Linked DNA regions of Homo sapiens: regions 1, 2 and 4 are each linked to region 3. A link is a loop called in an ENCODE intact Hi-C map of the cell type or tissue named here. Cell type or tissue: HCT116. All regions are shown on one strand.

What was found. Peaks named below come from ENCODE experiments on the same cell type or tissue, not always from the same donor. Only the 100,000 strongest peaks of a DNase experiment are listed, where the experiment ranks them.
Region 1: a loop joins it to region 3, with 7 times the contacts of the local background. A loop is called at or near these places in 4 of 110 quality-filtered maps.
Region 2: it touches region 3 in a loop (4-fold over the local background); 13 of 110 quality-filtered maps call a loop at or near these places.
Region 4: it touches region 3 in a loop (7-fold over the local background); 47 of 110 quality-filtered maps call a loop at or near these places.

Annotation. Positions count from the first base shown.
Region 1 is chr17:79,186,132-79,191,131 of GRCh38, reverse strand. The region is part of intron 4 of RBFOX3 (RNA binding fox-1 homolog 3); the gene reads left to right. LOC124904069 (a long non-coding RNA gene) reads right to left here. Exons shown (of 2, transcript XR_007065925.1): 2 at 4,850-5,000. Among named protein-coding and RNA genes, the nearest start is that of ENGASE, 110 kb to the right of the region's middle. RefSeq lists a silencer at 2,886-3,045. In HCT116, CTCF peaks have their summits at 2,779 and 2,979 (motif pointing left); a DNase peak (open chromatin) is centred at 2,951; H3K27me3 peaks cover 4,463 bases.
Region 2 is chr17:79,610,605-79,615,604 of GRCh38, reverse strand. RBFOX3 (RNA binding fox-1 homolog 3) reads left to right here and starts at 4,554. Exons shown (of 15, transcript NM_001350451.2): 1 at 4,554-4,779. In HCT116, a CTCF peak has its summit at 2,716 (motif pointing right); a DNase peak (open chromatin) is centred at 2,704; H3K27me3 peaks cover 1,480 bases.
Region 3 is chr17:79,705,684-79,710,683 of GRCh38, reverse strand. It overlaps MIR4739 (microRNA 4739), which reads left to right and starts at 3,435; the gene lies at 3,435-3,508. It overlaps LINC02078 (long intergenic non-protein coding RNA 2078), which reads right to left and starts at 3,418. Exons shown (of 2, transcript NR_109783.1): 1 at 3,028-3,418; 2 at 1-2,212. RefSeq lists enhancers at 2,333-2,954, 2,955-3,576. In HCT116, a CTCF peak has its summit at 1,881 (motif pointing right); a DNase peak (open chromatin) is centred at 1,883.
Region 4 is chr17:79,417,805-79,422,804 of GRCh38, reverse strand. The region is part of intron 2 of RBFOX3 (RNA binding fox-1 homolog 3); the gene reads left to right. Among named protein-coding and RNA genes, the nearest start is that of RBFOX3, 190 kb to the left of the region's middle. In HCT116, no CTCF peak of the experiment used is centred here; a DNase peak (open chromatin) is centred at 2,397; H3K27me3 peaks cover 2,049 bases.

The sequences.
Region 1 (5,000 bases), 520 kb after region 3:
CTGCTGGAGGTGGACCCTTGCTGCCTCTACCCAGGGGTCAGCTCAGACCCACCCGCTGTTGATGGAAGAACAAACCTTGACCTCTTCCCATGGGTCTCTACTCAGGAACCCTGAATGCTGTTTCCTCAGTTCAATTCTAACCAAACATGGTGCAAATTCATGCCGGCCGTAGCAATGGGAGCTACCCAAATTGTACCCACATTGTGTGTACAGTCTTCCCTTTTGGACACCCTGAGAGTGCAGGGCTCCTGTTCCCCATCGGTATGCAAGAGCTGTGCTCACTCAGCCCCCTCCCTTTATGCACGGCTTTGCTCTACAAGTTTTGGTCAGTGGCCCCAGTCCCTCCTGGGAGCTACAGGGAGCGGCAGTGGCTTCAGCTTCTGGTCTAAGCTCCCCCTTGTCACTCTTTCAAAGCCTTCACCCTTTGAATAAAATTAAGACGGAAAAGGTTTGTGTACCACGAGGCAGAGTTTCTTGGCACTCAGGGTGATAAAAACCTAACTGGGCTCCCCGGAGAGACAGCAGGGTCTCCCCCAGTGGAGAGCTTCAAGGGGAAAAAAAAGAGAGCACGTGTCTCTGAAGGCTTTGGTGTCTGCCAGCTAGAAGGCCGGGGACTGGGCGACGTGATGCCACTTCCCCTTCCAGCCCCATCACTCTTGTCCCTGAGGACTCCTTTCTTCTTCTTCACTCTGTTTTTTTGTTTTTTTTTTTTTTTTTGGTGAGACAGAGATTTACTCTTGTTGCCCAGGCTGGAGTGCAATGGCGCGATCACGGCTCACCGCATCCTCCGCCTCCCAGATTCAAGTGATTCTCCTGCCTCAGCCTCCCGAGTAGCTAGGATTAAAGGCATGTGTCACCACGCCTGGCTAATTTTGTATTTTTAGTAGAGATGGGGTTTCACCATGTTGCCCAGGCTGATCTCAAACTCCTGGCCTCAGGTGATCCACCCGCCTTGGCCTCCCAAAGTGCTGGGATTACAGGCGTGAGCCACTGCACCCGGCCTTCACTCTGTTATTTGATTGGGGGAAAGAGGTGACCTCAAACAGGAGGCTGGAGTTGACCCTGATGCTGAAGGAGAGCAAGTGGGGGTACCAAGAGTGATGTTAGCGGTGCATGCCTCCTGGGTGGGCTGCGTGGAGCAGCGAGTGATATGGGTTTTCCTTGGCTGGTGCGATCCCTGCCCTGGCAGGAGCAAAGGCTGTCATCAGTCATGTCTGCAGTGGGGGCCCAACCATCCAAGGGCACTTCACTGGATACCCAGTCCGAGCTGGAGTCATCATCTCCAAGCAAATATACAACTTCCCAAGCCATTCAGGACTCTCTTTTCTGTAGCCATCTATGGTCTGGGCACAAGGGCACACATGCACAGGCTTGGGCAGGACAGGAGGGCTCGGGGCTGGTGGGTCAGCTGAGCACGGGGTGAGGGCCCAGGAAATTGGGCGCTGCATGGAAGATCAGCTAGGAACGCTGAGGGAGGGCTTCCTTGGTCTAGCAGCAGCTCCTCTCCTTGGCGTCATCACAGGGCTCAGCAACCCACTGAGTCCTCGCGACCTCCTGCCTAATGAGAAAGAGGAAATTCGAGATAATTGCTGCACAGACGGAGCGGTGGTGTGATTAGTAAACGCCCAAGCTATTGCAAATGACTATTACATTAACGGATTTGGTTTGGGGTTGATCCTGTTAGGAGAGAGAGCCAAGGGCTAACGACGAGCATGTTCACAGAAGGGCATGAGCCCAGCACAGTAGTCGAAGGGAAGAAAAGGGCTCCCATAAATCCAAGTTCCAAGTCTTGCCTTCTGGCCCAGACGCTGCCTCTAACTGGTTGTGTGACCTTGGACCACCTCTGTGATCCTAAAAGGGTCATCATATATCGAATGGGCATCATTACACCTTCCCTACCTAACTTGTGATGATCAGGTGAGATACATGAAGGCTCTTTGAAAAGGTTAGGAAAGCACTGAGCAGATACAAGGTATTGTTACAGTTAGCAATCAGTAATAATAAATTGCCATTCTCCCCCTTTGTGTGCTTCTGTTCCTGGGAAGTTTAAGCAAATGGCCAGGCTCTTGAGCCTTCAGATGAGAGACAGAAATCAAAGTGCCCCCCTCTTCCTTTGGCTTCTGTGGGATTCTGGGCCCAGTTTGCCAAACGGTGGCTTGGCCACAGCTGGCACTGAAGACCAAAGATCTGTTTCTCCCAGGCTCTGCTCAGCCTAGGCTGTCTCCTTGCCAGGAGCTCATGGCCCAGATGCAGCAGGAGCTTGCAACGAGCTTTCCAGGGCCGCAGCTTCCAAGGCCTCTTACCCACCGAGCCCTGGGGTGGAACATCACAGTGCTGGCTGCTTTCAGATGTTCCTTTTGCTCGGTGTAGAGCTCGCTCGCCTTCCACAGAAGAGGAGAAGGGAGAAGTCCTGGGGGCTCATTTAAAATAAATAAAGCTTGGCAACAGTGCGGAGTGGAAGGAGCAGAGTGAGCGGCACCCACAGCCCCTTCTCTGAGCGCATTCCTCCGGCTCCTGGGCCCCCGAGGGGAGAGGAACTTGCAAGAGAGAGATGTGCTTATAACTGCAACCCTGTGCAACTCCTGGCTCTGCCCATATATCTCAAGTGTGCCCTTCGCTTTCAGTCTCCCTGTATTTATTATGTTTAATTTTGCTGGGACATGGTTGTAAGTGAGACGGATGGACCCGAATGTGGCTGGCAAACGCCTCTTAATTAAACAGATAAATAAACTTCCTTTGCACGCCGATTTTTACTTTTGCTGCAGTCTCTGCTGGGGCCAGGGGGACAGTGCCAGTGGGTGGGGGACCCCCGCTGAGCCGGAAGGTGAGTGCTGGCCCCGGCAGCTGGGCTGGGCTTAGCTTTCCCTCTGCACTGCTGAGGACCCCTGGCAGAGGGAGGCAGAGGGGGTTGGGGGTGGGGAGCACCCCAGCAGCCCTTCCTCGCAGGCCAGCCGGTGAAGGTGGTGTGAGTGGGCCCTCTGCTGGCCACCTCCAGCGAGGCCTCGCCTGCCAGGGCTGCACCGACGGCTCATCCCTGGGCTTGCTTCACCCCTGCTTGCAGGGACCCTCTGCCGGCTTTTCTGCCCTTCTGGGGAGATTAAACAGGCCAGAACAAAGTGGAAGCAGCCCCCGACTCCTGATATAAGGAAGCCGCCTCCTCTGGGAATGTGAGAATTTCTACATTTTTTTAAAAAAAGGCTGACGAGTTTCCCATCCCCAAGCTGACCTTGCCCCATGGTGTCTGCCGGGTTTCCCATCCGCAGCCTGACCTTCCCCCATGGTGTCTGCTGGGTTTCCCATCCCCAGCCTGACCTTGCCCCGTGGTGTCTGCTGGGGGCATCCCATGAAAGCCTGAGTGGGGGCTTCTCCCTGACTCCAACCCTGTTGCCCTGGCTGCTGAATTGGGACATTAATTCCCCTGCAAAGTGTTCCATGGTGATACAGGACTCCAGCTGGTCAGAGTGGCTTCTTGGCTCTCCCCACACCCCATCACACACACACAGGCACGCACACATCCTCCCATCCCTGAGCCATGCCCACCCCACCCCACTGTGGAGATCTAGTTCTGCCACTCTGCCTCTTTCGTCCCCCAGTGCTCATGCCCAAGCCCAGGCCAAATACCCCAGGGCTGGGGCAGGAAGGTCTGGCTCTGCGGAAAGCACGATGTATTTGTCGATGAAGGCTCGGCTTGGCGCGGCCAAGCACAGCTGCAACCAGAGACTGTGAGCTCACTCCTTGTCCTGGGAGCGCTGCTGCCAAGCTGCACACTGTCCTCACGGCGCAGGGGAAGCCTGAGGATGGTCGGCCTGGGCGCCTGGAAGGGGAAAGAGGGGCAGGAGCATGAGGAATTCACCTCCCTTCCTCCCCTAAAGGGAGTGTGGAGTTGCTTCCTTTCTACTATGATTTGCCACTTGCCACCTTGGGAATTTCCAAAGGACATGGGTAGGGGTCAAAAGAAATACTCCCCCAAGTCATCTGACCACAGGACTCATTTGGCCCACCTTTTGTTAAAAACACAGGCCACCTTGGAGTCTAGTATTCCCCTGCACACCTTTTAGCAAATGCTCTCCCAGGGAGAATCCTGTGTGTCCATTTCACAGAGGTACACACTGAAGAGATTCAGGGCATCTGGCAAGGTTACGTGGGCCAGAATTTCCCAGGCAGGCACGCTCAGGGAAGCTGGGGAAGACACGCCCTGCCCAACTGGAGGAGAGGCAGTGCCTGCACCCTCCAAGGCCCCTGCCAGGGAAGGTGACATAGGATGGGGGCAGGAAGGAGCCAGGAGATCTCCAAAGCCTTGGAACCATCGGAACCTTCTGAGGTGCCTCCCTTGCCTGATATTTATAGTGGTGCCCAGGAGCGCAGAAATAATTACAGCTCAGTTCCTGCCTGCCTAACAAGGCCCTTCTCAGATTCAGGGCGAATGGGGTATTTTTTCTTGCCTCTTTTTTTTAAGTAGTGAATATTAGCACTGGAGTGACAGCTCTTCCCAGCACGCAGCCTCCCTCCGCCCCAGGAGCGGGGGCAGCACAGCCACCAGGAGCACAGGCTTCCCCCACCCCCTGCTCAGGGCCACCCACCCCAGTCCACAAGGCACCAGGGGCTCGGGAGGGCTGCATGGGGCCTGGAGAATCTGAAAAGCTTCGTACCGCCCTGGTGCCAGGTACTGGAGGTAGGAGGTGATGAGGGCATGGTTCCTGCCGGTGGGGTCCGCAGAGTCAGGCCTGCGCGACACTCTGAAACGATCACAGCGGAGCACTGAGGTGCGTGCTGTTCGCTAACTGGCTCGTGCTGAAGCACAGCGTAACAGCCCCTGTCCCAAGAAATAAGCCAAACACACACGTTCAGATCCTTTTTCTGGAGGTATTATTTTCATTCCATTCTGCTATTCTCAGTCCTCTCTCTCTGGAGCTGGGTGTGATGAGCCGCCTGATGGAGGCAGGTGTCCAGACATGCTCCTGGGCCCAGTGCAATCTGGAGGTGAGGCTGGAAGGCAGGTG
Region 2 (5,000 bases), 95 kb after region 3:
AGGGGAGCAGGGGCCAGGCTCACCTGGCACTGAAAGGGTGGTACAATGGCAGGAGGCATCTTGGTAGTGACAGCCCTCTACATGTCTGAGCCCTAGGCAGCTGGACATGCCACCACCCTGCTCTCATCTGGACTGGCAACCTCTTGCCCGGTACACAGCTGCCCTCCTGCCCTCCCTCCTCTCCCACTATGTGGATCCCTGCCCGCTTACTAGATCCTCTGTTTCTTCCATCCCTCATTGCCCTCTTTCATGCTTTACACCCTTGTTTTGTTAGAGCACGTCCTCTGGTAGCTGAGAGATGGTGTGTGGGAAATAATTTTGTCGAGATCTCGCATGTGCAAATGTCTTTGTTTTAATCTCACGTTTGATTGTTAATTTTGTGAAGTAAGGGATTCCAGGCCAGAAATCACTTGCCATCAGCTTTTGAAGGCACGCTTTGTGATTGGTTAGCTGCCCTCTTTGTGTTGAGAATTCTGGAGCTATTCTCGTTCCTGCTCTTTTTTATGGCACCTGGAAACTTGGGGAAACATTTTTTTTTTTTCTTCAGTGATTTACTTTTCAAGATAATGTGCCTTGATATGAATCATTTCCATCGATTTTGTGGACAATTTGGAAACTTATTTCTGGAAAAAAATTCTTAAGTAATTGATGATTTCCTTTCTTCTCCTCCTCCTCCTTCTCTCTGGGGGCCCTATGGGGGTCGGGGTTAGAATTCCTTTTGTGTTGAGCCTCGTGAATTGATCATCTAGTTTTTTTTCATCCCCTCTTTCTTCTTTTTCTCCTCTTTGCCTTTTTGCTTTGCCTTCTGGGGCATTCCCTTACTTTTCTCTTCCAGCCTGTCTGTTGAGATGTTTTGTTTCTGCTCTCATGCTTTTAACTTCCCAGCTTTTTTGTTCTCTAAATGTTCTCCTTAAAATAGCACCCTGCTCTTGGTTCATGGATGCGGTATCTCCTCTGATCTCTGGGAGGATATTAAATACTGCTATTTCTGATGTTTTCTCCTCCCTGCCTAATATCTGTTTCCTCGAAGTCGGCCCCGCTCTGTTGCGTGTTTTGGCGGCTCCTTCTCATGAAGGCTTTCCGCAGGTGTCTGGTCATCCTTGGCTTTTTACTCACCTTAGGGGGGCTGCAAAGCTGGTTGGCAGCTCCGAGCAGGGAGTGGGGCCTGTGCTTGGAAGCAGCAAAGCTCTATCTTCAGGTTTCCCCTCTGGGTGCTGGTGAGATTCCCCAGAGGAGATTCTTCCGGCCTCCTGCCAGGAGGGTGGAGGTCAGGATGCTGACAGGTGCCGTGAGGGAAAAGGGGGGCTCTCCGTGCAGGACGCCCCTCTGTCCGCAGTGTCTGGCGGCCCCCAGGCCACAGAGGCTGCTTCAGTGTCCTCAGGGAATAAACCTCCAGAGGGGCTATCCGAGGATCTCCAGGCTTCCCCGGGTCTTGGGCCCCACGCCTTCTGAGCCTTCGGGGGATTCCATTGTCAGCCTTCCCTGCCTCTGGGCCGAGACTCAGCTCCGTGAGGGCGGGCCGCCACTTCTCCTGTGCCTCCCCGCTGCCCACAGCCGGCTACTGTTCTCTTTTCTCCTATTCTCCAGGTCGTTGGGGTTTATGCCTTTTTAAAGTTATTCTTATTTGAGATGGAAGTCTCACTCTTGTTGTCCAGGCTGGAGTAGTACAGTGGCGCGATCTCGGCTCTCTGCAACCTCCACCTCCCGGATTCAAGTGATTCTCCTGCCTCAGCCTCCCAAGTAATTGGGATTACAGGCACCCACAACCACACCTGGCTAGTTTTGCTATTTTTAGTAGAGACGGCGTTTCACCATGTTGGCCAGGCTGGTCTCGAACTCCTGACCTCAGGTGATCCACCCACCTCAGCCTCCCAAAGTGCTGGGATTACAGGCTTGAGCCACCATGCCCAGCCCCTTTTTAAAATTTTCTCTTTGTAGTTTTAGTGGGATTTTTCAGAGGGCACGAAATTAGCTCTGTGCCTTCAGTCGTCCTGTTGGCCCCAAGCCCAGTCTCCCTGTGTTTCTCTCCTAATGATTATTACCAAGGACTCCCCAGTCCTCCCCATGTGCTCACTTTTTAAAAATTAAAGTTTCCAAATCAGAGGTTTTAAAAATTCTCTTAGATGACGTCCCCAAATGGAAAATCTCCCGGTTAGTGCTGGTATGTCCTGCTGGCCCTGACACTTACTCTCTTCCGGCCAGATCCCTGTCTACGACAGCTGAGCACGAAGGGCAAACTCTCTGGGGCTGGTAATGAGGCCGGCCTGGCTGGGGCCTGTTCCCAAGGGGTGTCCTCACGCGCAGGCCCTGTGGCCAGTCCCAACCACAGAGGCCAATTTCAGTTTACCACCCGGGCGTCTGAGCAGGCCCACCGTGTCCTGAGTCCTGGGCTGGGACTGGTGGAACTTGGAACAAGATTTGGTGCTGTCTTCAGAGAGCTCTTCCAGAACGTCCCCAAGGAATGATTTACCGGGCCCTATGCTTTGCAGGGACCCCTCTTCCACTCGGGCACACAGCTCTGCCAGGTCAATGTGTCCCCACTTCACAGGCACATGCAGAACTCGCATGGGGAGCTGAAGGGAGACGGAGATGGGCTCGAATCCCACTCTTCGAGAGGTTTCTGCGAGGAGGCTCCAAAGGGCAGTAGGGTCTGGACCAGAGAGGAAAAGGCTCCCCAGGGAGAAGAAATGTGGGCAAGGGACAAGCGGGACCGACAGGGGGCACTGCCGGCACAGCGAGGCAAGAGCCCTGCCTGCAGGGAGACAGGTGCCTGCCAGGCAGTGGCTGGGCCCAGCCGGGAGTTGGAGGCCACGAAAGCCTGGACCATCTGACAGCAGAGAACCAAGAGGCCCAATTAGGGCTTTAGAGCTGGAATGCGCCATTTCAAATCCGGTGGCAGGGGAAAGTTCAGTCAACCAGGCGGCTGCCTTGCTCGTAGACACGGCATTTATCTGGTGGTTAGCTGTGGGGCTGTTTAGCTGTATGCTTGGAATTGTATAACACGATTCCCACCGGCCAAGACAGATCAATGACCCAGACGGGCTGGAGGGCCAGAAATTAAAAGCATGACGCTCATAAGTGGGCAGCGGCCACTGTCTTGGCCACCGTCTCTGCTGCCCTGCAGGGGGGGCAGCCAGCAGCCCAGAGCCCCTACTACCGAGAAGCTCCAAATCCATACTCCCCTCTTCCTGGCCTCTGGGTCTTCCAGGCCCCTACCAAACCCCAGATTCCATGATGTGCTTTTCACCTCACACAGAAAAGCAGGACAGTCAGGTGCGAGGAGGAGGCTAATTGTTCCAGGAGCAGCCTTCAGGAGCAAAAGTGACATGGGGACGGGTTTGGATCTGTTTGTGTGTAATTTGGAAATGTCCTTCGATGGTGCAGGCTCGTTTCTCCAGCCTGGTTGCTGCACCAGAATGTCTTTTGTTTTGGAAATGATTACTCAGCCTCCTGCCTAAACCTGTTTGGGACCGTCCAGACCTTCTTGCCCACTTCTGGTGTTGTGTGCCAGTGGTGGGCTGACCCCAGCAATAGATCTCTCCTGCCTTTCCAGAGGGTCCCCACTCCACTGTGTCCTCAGCCTCTGCTCTCCTGCTCCCTCTGCACCAAGGATAGAGACCCTCCCAGAACTCACACCAGGCCCCTTACTCTAGATGCTGGGGGAGGCTGGGACTGGGGACAGGAGCTACCTGATCTTTTGATTTTAGGGAAATCCTAAGCTGACCTCCCACAGTCCTTCCTCTCCAGCCAGGCACAGGTGGAAATGTTTAAATGGGTTGGGTTGGCCAATCTGGACTAACAGCACGGAGTGGGCCCGATCCCTTCCTTTCCAGTGGTCCTCCAGGAAGTCAGGGCACCTGGGCCTAGTGAGGGGGTTTGGGGTATGTGGGCAACTCAAAGGCATGGCATGGCATGCGGGGTGGGGTGGCATTCGTCCCTGATGCTTGGTGACCACGTCCCATTGCTGGGGATCCCTGGGCCTGGCAAAGAAAAATGGCCCCCAGGGACAGCGAGGCACAAGGGCAGGGGTCCTGTTAAGGGTCACCTGGGTTGATCCGCCCCCAAGATAGCTTGGAGGTGGGGAGGGGCAGCGGGCTTGGGGCTGCCCTTGAAGGGACCAGGGCAGCACTGGGTTCTGGGATCTTCCGTGTGTACCCCACCTCTTCTGTGCCCCTGCCCCGAGGAGTTGGCGCTGAAGGCTGCAGGGTGCTGACCGCCGAAGCCCACCCGGTCATGGCTCTCCCCGCTCCGCCGCCCTCCCCGGCCGCGCGACAGCCAGAGCCCCCTCCCATGCCGCGCGCTGCGCGCTCCGCTCGAGCTGCCACCGCCGCCCGCGCCGCCGCCGCGTGCTCCTGCTGCCGCCTCGCTCCAGCCGAACGAGCCAGAGGAACGAGAGAGAGAGAGAGAGAGAGAGAGAGAGAAGGAGGGCGGAGAGAGAGAGAGAGAGAGAGAGAGAGAGAGAGAGAGAGAGAGAAGGAGGGCGGAGAGAGGAGGGAGGAGAGAGAGAGAGAGAGGAGGCGAGGGAAGAGCGAGCGCGGGGCTGCTCCGAAGCCAGCAGAACCTCCTCGGACAGCGGCCCCAGCCGGGCCCCAGCAGCTCGCGTGGTCGGAGGAGAAGCAGCTGCCACAGCTGCCGCCCGAGCCCGGCCTCGCGCGCCCCTTGCCGCTGGCTCGCCGGTGCCTGTGCGGCCCCAGGACGCCGCTGCCCGCTCGGCGGCCGGGATGCAGCCGGGGCATGGCCGCCGGCCCCCAGTCACCTGCCGCGGGGAGCGCTGAGCCCGTGAGTAGCCTGGCCTCGTCGCCCGCCTCGCTCTGCGGCGGTCATTCCCATCGGGCTGAGCTGGGGGAGGGGGACATGGCCGCGGAGGGGCGCATGGGACCCCGCAGTGGGAGGCGGGCTGCTGAGCGCGGCCGGGGCTGACCCGAGGGCGCGTGGGGTGGGGTGGCGCCCTCGGGGTCAGGGGTCCCTGCGCGGGGTCGGGGTCCCTGGGTCCCTCCGGG
Region 3 (5,000 bases):
AAAAGGGAAATTCTTAATTCTTTTCTTTTAATTGACAATGTTCTGAATAGAGTTGGAGGCTTGTTTTTCCAGTGGATTACCGATGGGTTTTGGTTTGCTTTCTCTCTTTAAATCTATTTATAGCTTTTGTGTATTCATTGTGTATTCAGCAATCATACACAATGAGTACACAAAAAATCACACAACCAATACACAAAAGGTAAAAGTAGATTTAAAAAGTGAGACACCAAGGCTTGATTTTAGGCTCAATTTGTCCCCTCTTTGGCCAAAGATTTCTAATTTTTTTCCCCTCAAAACTGGTAGGCCAGGGTGCCAGGGTGCCGTCCCATCAGTGGTGGGAGGAAAGGGTAGTTGCCCCAGACAGTGGGTGAATGCCAGGGTGCCAGTGTCAGGGAGGGGAGGGGCTGGTGGGTGAATGCTAGGGTGCCAGTGTCAGGGACGGAGGGGCTGGTGGGTGAATGCCAGGGTGCCAGCATCAGGGAGGGGAGGGGCTGGTGGGTGAATGCCAGGGTGCCAGTGTCAGGGACGGAGGGGCTGGTGGGTGAATGCCAGGGTGCCAGCGTCAGGGAGGGGAGGGGCTGGTGGGTGAATGCCAGGGTGCCAGCATCAGGGAGGGGAGGGGCTGGTGGGTGAATGTCAGGGTGCCAGTGTCAGGGAGGGGAGGGGCTGGTGGGTGAATGCCAGGGTGCCAGCATCAGGGAGGGGAGGGGCTGGTGGGTGAATGCCAGGGTGCCAGCATCAGGGAGGGGAGGGGCTGGTGGGTGAATGCCAGGGTGCCAGCGTCAGGGACGGAGGGGCTGGTGGGTGAATGCCAGGGTGCCAGTGTCAGGGAGGGGAGGGGCTGGTGAGTGAATGCCAGGGTGCCAGCATCAGGGAGGGGAGGGGCTGGTGGGTGAATGCCAGGGTGCCAGCGTCAGGGACGGAGGGGCTTGTGGGTGAATGCCAGGGTGCCAGCATCAGGGAGGGGAGGGGCTGGTGGGTGAATGCCAGGGTGCCAGCATTAGGGAGGGGAGGGGCTGGTGGGTGAATGCCAGGGTGCCAGCGTCAGGGACGGAGGGGCTGGTGGGTGAATGCCAGAATGCCAGTGTCAGGGAGGGAGGGGCTTGTCGAAGAGAAACTTTCTTCAGGGCCATTGATTTCCCTGCCTTGTTTGAAGTGCCTGGATTGGGCTCTCTGAAACCAACAACATCTTATTAGAAGACAAGGACTTCTTCTCTTTTCTTTCTTTCTTTCTTTTTTTTTTTTTTTGAGACGGAGTTTCACTCTTGTTGCCCAGGCTGGAGTGCAATGGTGTGATCTCGGCTCACTGCAACTTCTGCCTCCCAGGTTCAAGTGGTTCTCCTGCCTCAGCCTCCCGAGTACCTGGGATTACAGGCATGCGCCACCATGCCTGGCTAATTTTTGTATTTTTTAGTAGAGATGGGGTTTCTCCATGTTGGTCAGGCTGGTCTCGAACTCCCGACCTCAGGTAATCCTCCCGCCTCGGCCTCCCAAAGTATTAGGATTACAGGCGTGAGCTACTGCTCCCGGCCTTTTCTTTCTTTAGAGACAGGGTCTCTCTCTGTCACCCTGACTGGAGTGCAGTGGCATGATCACGACTCACTGCAGCTTCGACCTCCCGGGTTCAAGCGATCCTCCCATCTCAGTGTCCTGAGTATCTGGGACCACCACGCCTCACTAATTTTTGTGTTTTTTTTTTTTTTTTTGTAGAGATGAGGTCTCGCCATATTGCCCAGGCCTGGCAGGTGTTTCTGATAGTCACAAAGCCCCTGCTACTGGGGAAAGAGAAAGGAAGGCCCAGCTAAGACCCAATTAAGAAAATCCCAGAACCAAGAACGAATTGACTGTTCGGCTTTGGTAATCTCCAACGTGTCCACCAGGTGGTGCTGTCCAGCCACGAATCTCCCAGCTTTGATCTCGGGCTTTGGCCGAGGGCACCTCCAGGGCTGGGGTCTCTCATCGTGTTGTCCCCACTTTATTCCAACGTCCACCCCAGGCCTGGGGGAGCCCAGGGAGGACCGAGTCTCCTGGGCCCCGCAGGGCGCACAGAGGTGAGTTTGGTGGTGCCGTCCCGACCTCGACAAGCATCCCAGCGAAGCAGGCTGAGCGCCCGGCTGGCTCCCTCAGGTCCCCTCTTCCGGGCCTTCTCCGTCCTGTTGATTTGGGTGTTTTAATGCAGGAAAGTAGGACACTGGTTGTCACCTGCCTGCTCCTACAAGGAAAATGCATGTTTGTGTGGTTATCCGTGGCCACCCCCACCAGGGCCTGCGGGGGGCCCAGTGCAGTGGAGGTGGGGAGGGGACTCGTGGGCTCCAGGATCCGTGGAGAGTGAGTGTCAGCGGGAGGGCGTCCCCCGACCTTGGTCAATGGAAGCTGCTCTTCCTGGGGGTCCTGCGGGAGGCCCGTGATGGGGGTGGGGGAGGAGGGGTAAACACCGGGCCCTGATTGGCCGCCTGTCCTTGGGTCTTTGCTGGTCCTAAGAGGGAACGGGGAGCACAGCTGGGGTCACAGCCTCAGCTGGGACTCCTGCCCTCCAGCACCTCAGCATCCTCCCTGCGGGTGCTCTCCTGGGGGCTGCTCAGGGCAGGTGGCAAGTAGGGGGCTGTGGGACCAGAGACAGGGGGTGGACATGCCCAGGGCCTGCCCTTTTGGCCTGCCGTGGAGACCCACCCAGGAGCACCTGGGGGCTGACCCTCCCCTGCAGAGAGCAGGGTGAATCCCAGCCCTGCCCTCACCTAACAGCCGGGTTCGAGGGGAGCGTAATTTATAATGAACCCCACTCCTCCCCCAACACCCGCCACAGGCAGGAGCCAGCCTCTCTCCTGACACCAAAGTCATGCTCCTGACCCTGCAGGCCACAGGGTGAGGAGGACCCAGAGGGGCAGCAGGGTGGGGGCGTTTCATAAGCCAGGGAGAGCTGCCCCTGTACATCCTCAGGCCTCACAGTGGAGTGAGGGGCGGGGGTCGCCTGCGTCCTCCACAGGAGCTCCTGTCATTCCACCTCCGGGGGTGCACTTGCCGACTTACCCCAGCCCTGGACTCACAGGCTGTGCTGCTGTCTGCCCAGGGCCTGGCGATTGCTGCGCCCATGATGGGTCCCACAGGCAGGCCCTGCCCTCCCATCGCTGGCTTCTGAGCAGGGGCTTTGGGGCTGCTGGACCTCAGAGGCAGAGCCGGGGCTTCTGGTGTCCCTATGTCTTGGATGCCTGGTGTCCTGAGGCCAGCGCCCCCCAGCTTGCACTGGGACCGTCCATGGAAGCAACTCCTCTTTCATCTCAGGCACTGGGGGTCCCAGGGCCAGGGAAGGGGCTGCGCAGCACCTCAGGAGCCCAGAAGAGCTGCCCGCCAGGGAGGAGGAGCTGGGGGGAGCAGAGGCCTGGACCAGCTGGGATGTTCCCATCGGCGTGTCCCTCCCGCCCAGGCCACGTGGGCAGGGGAGGAAGAAGGGAGGAGGAGCGGAGGGGCCCTTGTCTTCCCAGAGCCTCTCCCTTCCTCCCCTCCCCCTCCCTCTGCTCATCTCATCATGAGACAGCTGGCAAGGGCCTTCGGCTGCCCTGGAGTGCCCCTGCCCTGGCCAAGCTCTTGCCGCCCCCTTCTTCTGGAGGTGCCAGATGGGGCGGGCCCAAGGCAGTGGAGGTCTGGGCCCTGGCTCCAGCTCTGTCTCCTCCTGAGGGCCCTGGAGGAGCCAGGAGGAGGGCCTAGCAGGGCCGGGCAGATGGTGGGCCGGGAGGAGGGGCTGCCTGGGTAGACGGACCGACTGGCAAGACAGATGGTGGACCAGGCAGGGGTCCGGAGCCCGCCCCATCTGCTCCAGTCCCTGGTGGGACTTTTCTTGTCCACCTCGGGCTGAACTGGGATGGACTGTGTGGGTGGCTGTGGCCCAGGCCGGATTCTGTCACACTGGGTCCTCTGTCCCTGGGGCATGGCCAGCCGGGTGCTCATCTGGGGTCTTGAAGCCTCCTCCTGGCAGCTGGCACGTGGCTGGAGGTCATCATGTTTCGGGGGCTCCTGAGGGTCTGGGGGCCATGACTGAGCAGAGCCTGGGGCGCGTCCCGGGAATGAAGCCACCGCTGCAGATGAGGGGCTTTGTAGGTGGGTGGGTGACTGTAGCCCCTGGAGGGGCTGCCTGGGGCCCAACGCTGATAGGGCCCGGGACAGGAAGATGCTTAGTCACGTGTTTGCGCTGCAGGTGCACCCCCAGCCCAGGCGACATCAACGGCCAGCCCCACACACGTGAGGAGGGATTGTGGGCCCAGGGGCGCTCAGGATGGGGCCGGGCTGCTTCTCAGAAGAGGGGACGCTGAGCCCAAGCAGGCTGCACTCCTGCTTGGACGGAAGGTGGATGGGTGGGGTGGGAAGGGGTGGGAAACGCCCAGCCCTGATGGGCTTGCGGGAGCCTGCGGGAGGGCCTTGCGTCTAGCTAAGGCGTGGGGAGCACCTCCCGTGGCCCCGTCCTTAGACCCCCGAGGGGTGGGGCGCTGCGGGTGGATCCTGGGGGTCTGAGGGTGCCAGGAGGATTTCTCATGTTGAGTTCTAGTGTTGATGATGCTAATCCAAAAAATACCTGAACCAAAAACCAATTCCAAAGAAAATCCCGTGCAGCAATGGCTTTCGATCGGCTGCGGCTTCTGTGGAACAGCTTCGGTGTCTTTGGCGTTTGGTGTTTTCGGACAGGCTCGGAAGTCACGCTCCCCAGGCTCAGGAACCCCTCCTTTAAAGGAGGTCGGTCCGTTTCCTCAAGTCACAGGAGCAGACGCAGGGTGGGGGCGTGGGGCGTCATGGGGAACAGCAGGCGGGGTGCCAGGGTCAATGTTAAGGTCCAGGTCACTCTCCAAGGAGCCCGCTGAGGGCTCAGGGCTCAGGGCTCAGGTGGCCCTCCTGCCCGCCCCACCTCTTGCTCCCTCCAGCAATGTCTTCCTGCTGCCAGCTCTGGGAGCCGGAACGCTGCCTTCAAGGCTGGGCCCATCACGAGGACAGCTGCGCACTGTCCCCTGCTCACT
Region 4 (5,000 bases), 290 kb after region 3:
ATAGGCTCCACCTCCAAATGCAGCTACACAGGGGGGTCAGGGCTGCAACATATGAAGTTGGGGAGGGGGCACAATTTAGACCCTAACAGGTGGTGATGGAGAAGAGCCAGGGTGCACCCCGGGTTCCCGCCACTGCGCCCAGGCAGAGAGGAGCACTGCCGGGGTGACGACCCAGCATCTGCCCAGCCTGGCCCCGCCCAGCCTGAGGCTGCTGGACCCTGGGCCTTGCCCAGACCGAGTGTCTGCCTGGCGGCTTCCGCAAATGAAGGGGTGTGTAGGGAGCGGGAGGACAGAGGAGGCAGCCTGGGCCGGGAAGCCCTGGGTGAAACACAGAGGGCAGCAGCCGGCTCGGGCAGGTGACCCCCTGGGCTTCCTGGAGGCACCGGCCTGGGAGTGGAGGGCCGGGCACAGGGAGGCAGTGGGGGTGCTGTGGCAGCACAGGACGGAGGGAGGGGTTGAATGTGTGGGGAGGGGGGTTGGGCATCTTGGTCACAGTTGCCAGCGAGGCCATAGGATGATTTACCAGGAAGACGAGGCTGTGCTGCCGCTGTCGGGGGCCAGCCCTCCCCGCGTGCCCGTCCCAACTGCTGTCTGCACATGGCTCCCCCTGTTTCCCTGTCTCCCTTCTGCCTCTCCAGAGCAGCTATCATCAGAGGGCCTTCTCAGGACCTCTCCTCTCCTCCCCGGCCCACACCCTTCTCCCCAGGCTCCAAGTCCCGCCTCTCTCAGCCCCTTCAATGCTCTTCTCCCCTCTCTGCCCCTCCCTGGGTGCCTCTGTACCCCATGAGGCTGGAAGCCAGCAGCCGGCAAGTCCCCCTCCTCATCTCGTCCGGGCAGCACCTAGAATTCTGTTGGGAGCTGCTGAGCCTGTGGAACATGGGGCCAGTTGCTGAGGACCGGGCAGCTTGGGGTGGGGCGTGGGTTCCTGGAACCCATGAGCCTCGTGGGCCACCCTCACGGGGCCTTCCGGCACCTGATCACTTCCTTCCCCTTCTCTCTCTCTGCCCTTGTCCCAAGGCCTCAAGGAGACCTCCCCACCACAGGAGGAGAGAGCATGGCTGCTGCCCCGGCCTCAGGCTTGCCAGGGGCCTGCGTCATCTTGCTTGGTCCTATGGTCATCTTGTTTGGTCCTATGGTGACCGCGTTCGGTGTGCCCCTGGGGTCCCGCATGCCCTGGTCAGGGGTCCATGTTCCTTGTGTCCTCAACTTCTGGGGCCCCCTCCTGTCACCCAATGCCAGCATGGGTCATTTGAGCCTCGCCTCCTGTCCAGGTGAGGCCCTGGGCCCTGTCCCTCCCCACATGCTTTCTTCAGGGGGAGGGGCTGAGAGCTGCTGTCCTGCCAGTGGCTGTGGTCCGTGGGCTCTGGAGAGGCCCCTAGGCTTGGCAGGCAGCCAGGCCCAGCCTCCTTCCACATTGAGGGGGCCATCCACTTCAAGCAGCCCCACTTCTGACACCAGCCTCAAGCGTAGAGGCTTCCAGAACCACTCTCAGGCCCGGTTGTTTGCTAGAGGACCTCGGAGCCCAGCAGTCATGGTTCTCACGCTCAGGGTTCATTACAGCTAAAAGACACAGGGTGGAACCAGCTGAGAGAAGCGGCCGCGGAGGTTAGGGCATGGAGGCCTGTAGGTTAGGGCACGGAGCATCCTGCCCTCTGCTGTGAAGCCAGGACGGTGTCATCTTCCTGGCACTGATGTTTGACAGCACCTGGGGAGGCTCACCCAGCAGGGAAGGCCCTCGACCCACCTGGGGAGGCTCACCCAGTAGGGAAGCCCCTCAACCCACCAGGGGAGGCTCACTCAGCAGGGAAGCCCCTGGGCCTCCATGCCCGAGTCTTCACCAGCTTCATCATGGCGGCTTGGGAGGTGTACATGGCTGACCTGAGTCTCCAGGCTTTCTAGAGGTCAGCTGATCCCGTGAGACCCCAGACCAGCCCCCACATCACATTGTTACTTCCTGGCTAGACGAAGACCCTGAGTAAATAAAGACACTCATCAGTAAGCCGTTCCAGGGGCTTAGACATCCTGTCCTAGAAGCTGAGGGCAGAGGCCTGACCCTCCTGTGGCAGGGGTGAGATTCCTCACAGCAAGGCCTCTTTCCTCCACCCTCCCCTCGGGTGGCCGAGCTCTTCAGCTGCAGAGCAGTGGCTGGGAGGCAAGCGGTTCCCGTGCACTTCCCTCCCCTAGGCCTGCCCTGCCTGCTAACAGTGGTGCCATGGAGACCCCTGTGAGAATGTGGACCCCTTCTCCTGGGTTGGGATGGGGGCAGACCTAGGTGCTGGACAGAGCCTGGACATGGCTGTGGAGGGAGAAGGTCCCAGGGGACTCTAGCAGGCTGGCTGGCAGAGGACTCCGCCCAGCAGCCCTGGGGCCGCTGACTCACACTTTCCTCCCATGCTCCCTTCGTGGGTGGGGGCGTTCTAATTGGGAGTCCCTGACTTGGTGCTGCACATATGTTCTGAGAAACTTGTAGATAAACAAGTATTTTTAAAAATGGCAGTAGATTTGAAATGCACTCAGAAACTTTCCATTTCCACGTTAAAGGGACCTTTTGTAAAGTGACTCACCAGCCAATTTGTGTTTTTTAAACATCAGATTTGCCTAAAAGGAGGCACACCTGTTAACCATCTTTTGTGTGTGTGTGTGTGTGTGTGTGTGTGTGTGTGTGTGTGTGTGTGTATGAGACGGAGTCTTGCTCTGTTGCCCAGGCTAGAGTGCAGTGGCATGATCTCAGCTCACTGCAACATCCGCCTCCCAGGTTCAAGCGATTCTCCTGCCTCAGCCTCCTGAGTAGCTGGGATTACAGGAACACGCCGCCATGCCTGGCTAATTTTTTGTATTTTAGTAGAGACGAGGTTTCACCGTGTTGCCCAAGCTGGTCTCAAACTTCTGAGCTGAGGCAGTCTGCCTGCCTCGGCCTCCCAAAGTGCTGGGATTACAGGCATGAGCCACCGCGCCCGGCCCCTGTTAACCATCTTACAGCATTCATAAGTCTGCTCTTGGAGAGGATGCCAAGACACCAGGGCGCCCAGAACTCACACAAGCAGCCCTGCCTTTGATTTCATTGGTGCTTTGTGTGTTTCAAAATGCTTTCCTATTTTTCATTGCGTATGATCTCACAACCACATTGTGAGGGGGACTGCAGGTGGGAGGTGGGTATCACTTCTCCCGTTTAGAGGTGAACGTGCTGAGGTCTGGAGATGAAGGGGCTTCTCCAAGATTGCCCTGTGTAAAAGTGGCAGAGCTGCAGGCGTTTGTGAACCTCGGAGCGCCTGAGCGCCTCTGAATTTTGTGCACACGTGTGTGTACATGCACACAGGCAACCATTGTGAGCACTGGGTGGTCCTCGTTGCCTGCTATGCACTTCCGAAGCTCCTGTTTGACCTCCTGCATCTGCAAGAACCCTGCCAAGACGTAGGTCTTGGCAGTGGTGAGGCGTTGGCTCATCTTTGGTTTTCTGGAAACACCTCTGATGATGGACATTTTCAGGAGAAAGGTTGGCACAGGAGAGCACAGAGCAGTGGGTGGCACCCCAACATGGGGAGAGGCCTCTCACGGGGAAAAGGCATCTTAGCAACTCGAGAGACAGATGAGCCATTCCCAGCCACGTATGCCTGAAACATCCATACACACATGTGTGCACAGGCATGGCCGGGCAGCCCACAGAGGTGAGGAGGGGGCGTGGGGAAAAATGAAATCATGGATAATTGCTTAGCTGCCATGGGAATGTTGCCTGCTAATTTACAGCATTAGGAGGACTCAGGATGCCACGCTTCCTCCTGAGCTTGGACGATACGGTCCCTTGACACCAGCAGACGTAATTATCCACATTTAACTGAGGGCTTGTAAAATCTATTTGTCTAGCAGAATGTGAATATAATTGCTATAGATTAAATAAGGATACATTTGTAGCTGGGTGGTGACCCAGTCTGAGCTAGCACAGACAAGGGTGCCATCTCCTCAAACCTACTGCCTGGTACCAGGCTGCATGGGAAGGGGCTGGGTCTTCCGTGCCATGTCCTCCCTCACTTTTTGGGAAGGAATTCCTCTCCCAAACCTCCTTCTCAAGCAGCAAGTCTAAGGAGAGTGGATTTGCCACCCAGACTTGGGGGATGCCAGGGCACTTGGCACAGCCACATCCATCCCTCTCTGTCTTGGTCTTAGTCTGCCACTTCCTGATTTTCTCCCAGACCTCCTTGCCAAGAAGCATCCCTGAGCTGGGATGCTGCCCTGAGACTTGGCCCCACGACTGACCACCTTCACATGTCTGGGCATCTATGTCTGTGCCTTTCTTCTTGCTCTTGGCCAGAGGCCGCAGGCTCTTGGCTGACACACACGGCTTTCTCGCGTGGCACGGTGTGAATCCTTCTTTATGAAATTGTTCAAGGAGATTATCTAGTGGAGGGAAAATTGGGGGCAGGTACCTTTCTTTTGCTGTAGGAAGAACGTGGCCAACTTTTAGTGTGGGAAACGTGTGTGCACGCGTGTGCATGGGTGGGTGTGCAAGGAGGGAGGACTAGGCAGCTGGATGGAACACATACATCCCTGCGATTGGAAAAAACTTTTTGTCGTTGTGGTAAAATATGCATAACATAAAATGTACCATCTTAACCATTTTTAAGTGCACTGTTCAGTGGCATTAAGTACATTCATCTTGTTGTGCGGCCATCACCATCCATCTCCAGAATGTTCTCATCTTTCTAACCTGAAGCTCTGTCCCCAGGAAACACGAAGCCCCCTTCCTATCTCCCCAGCCCCTGGCATCTCCATTCTCCTTTCTGTCTCTGAATCTGATGACTCTAAGGACCTCACATGAGTGGACTCACACAGGATTTGTCCTGTTGTGACCAGCTTACTTCACTCAGCGTCATGTCCCCAGGGTTCTCCCATGTTGTGTGTGTCAGAATTTCCTCCCATTGTAAGGCTGGTCATATTCCCTCTATGCATGGAGCATGTTCTGTTTCTCCATTCGTCCATCCGTGGACACTGGGCTGCCGCCCCGT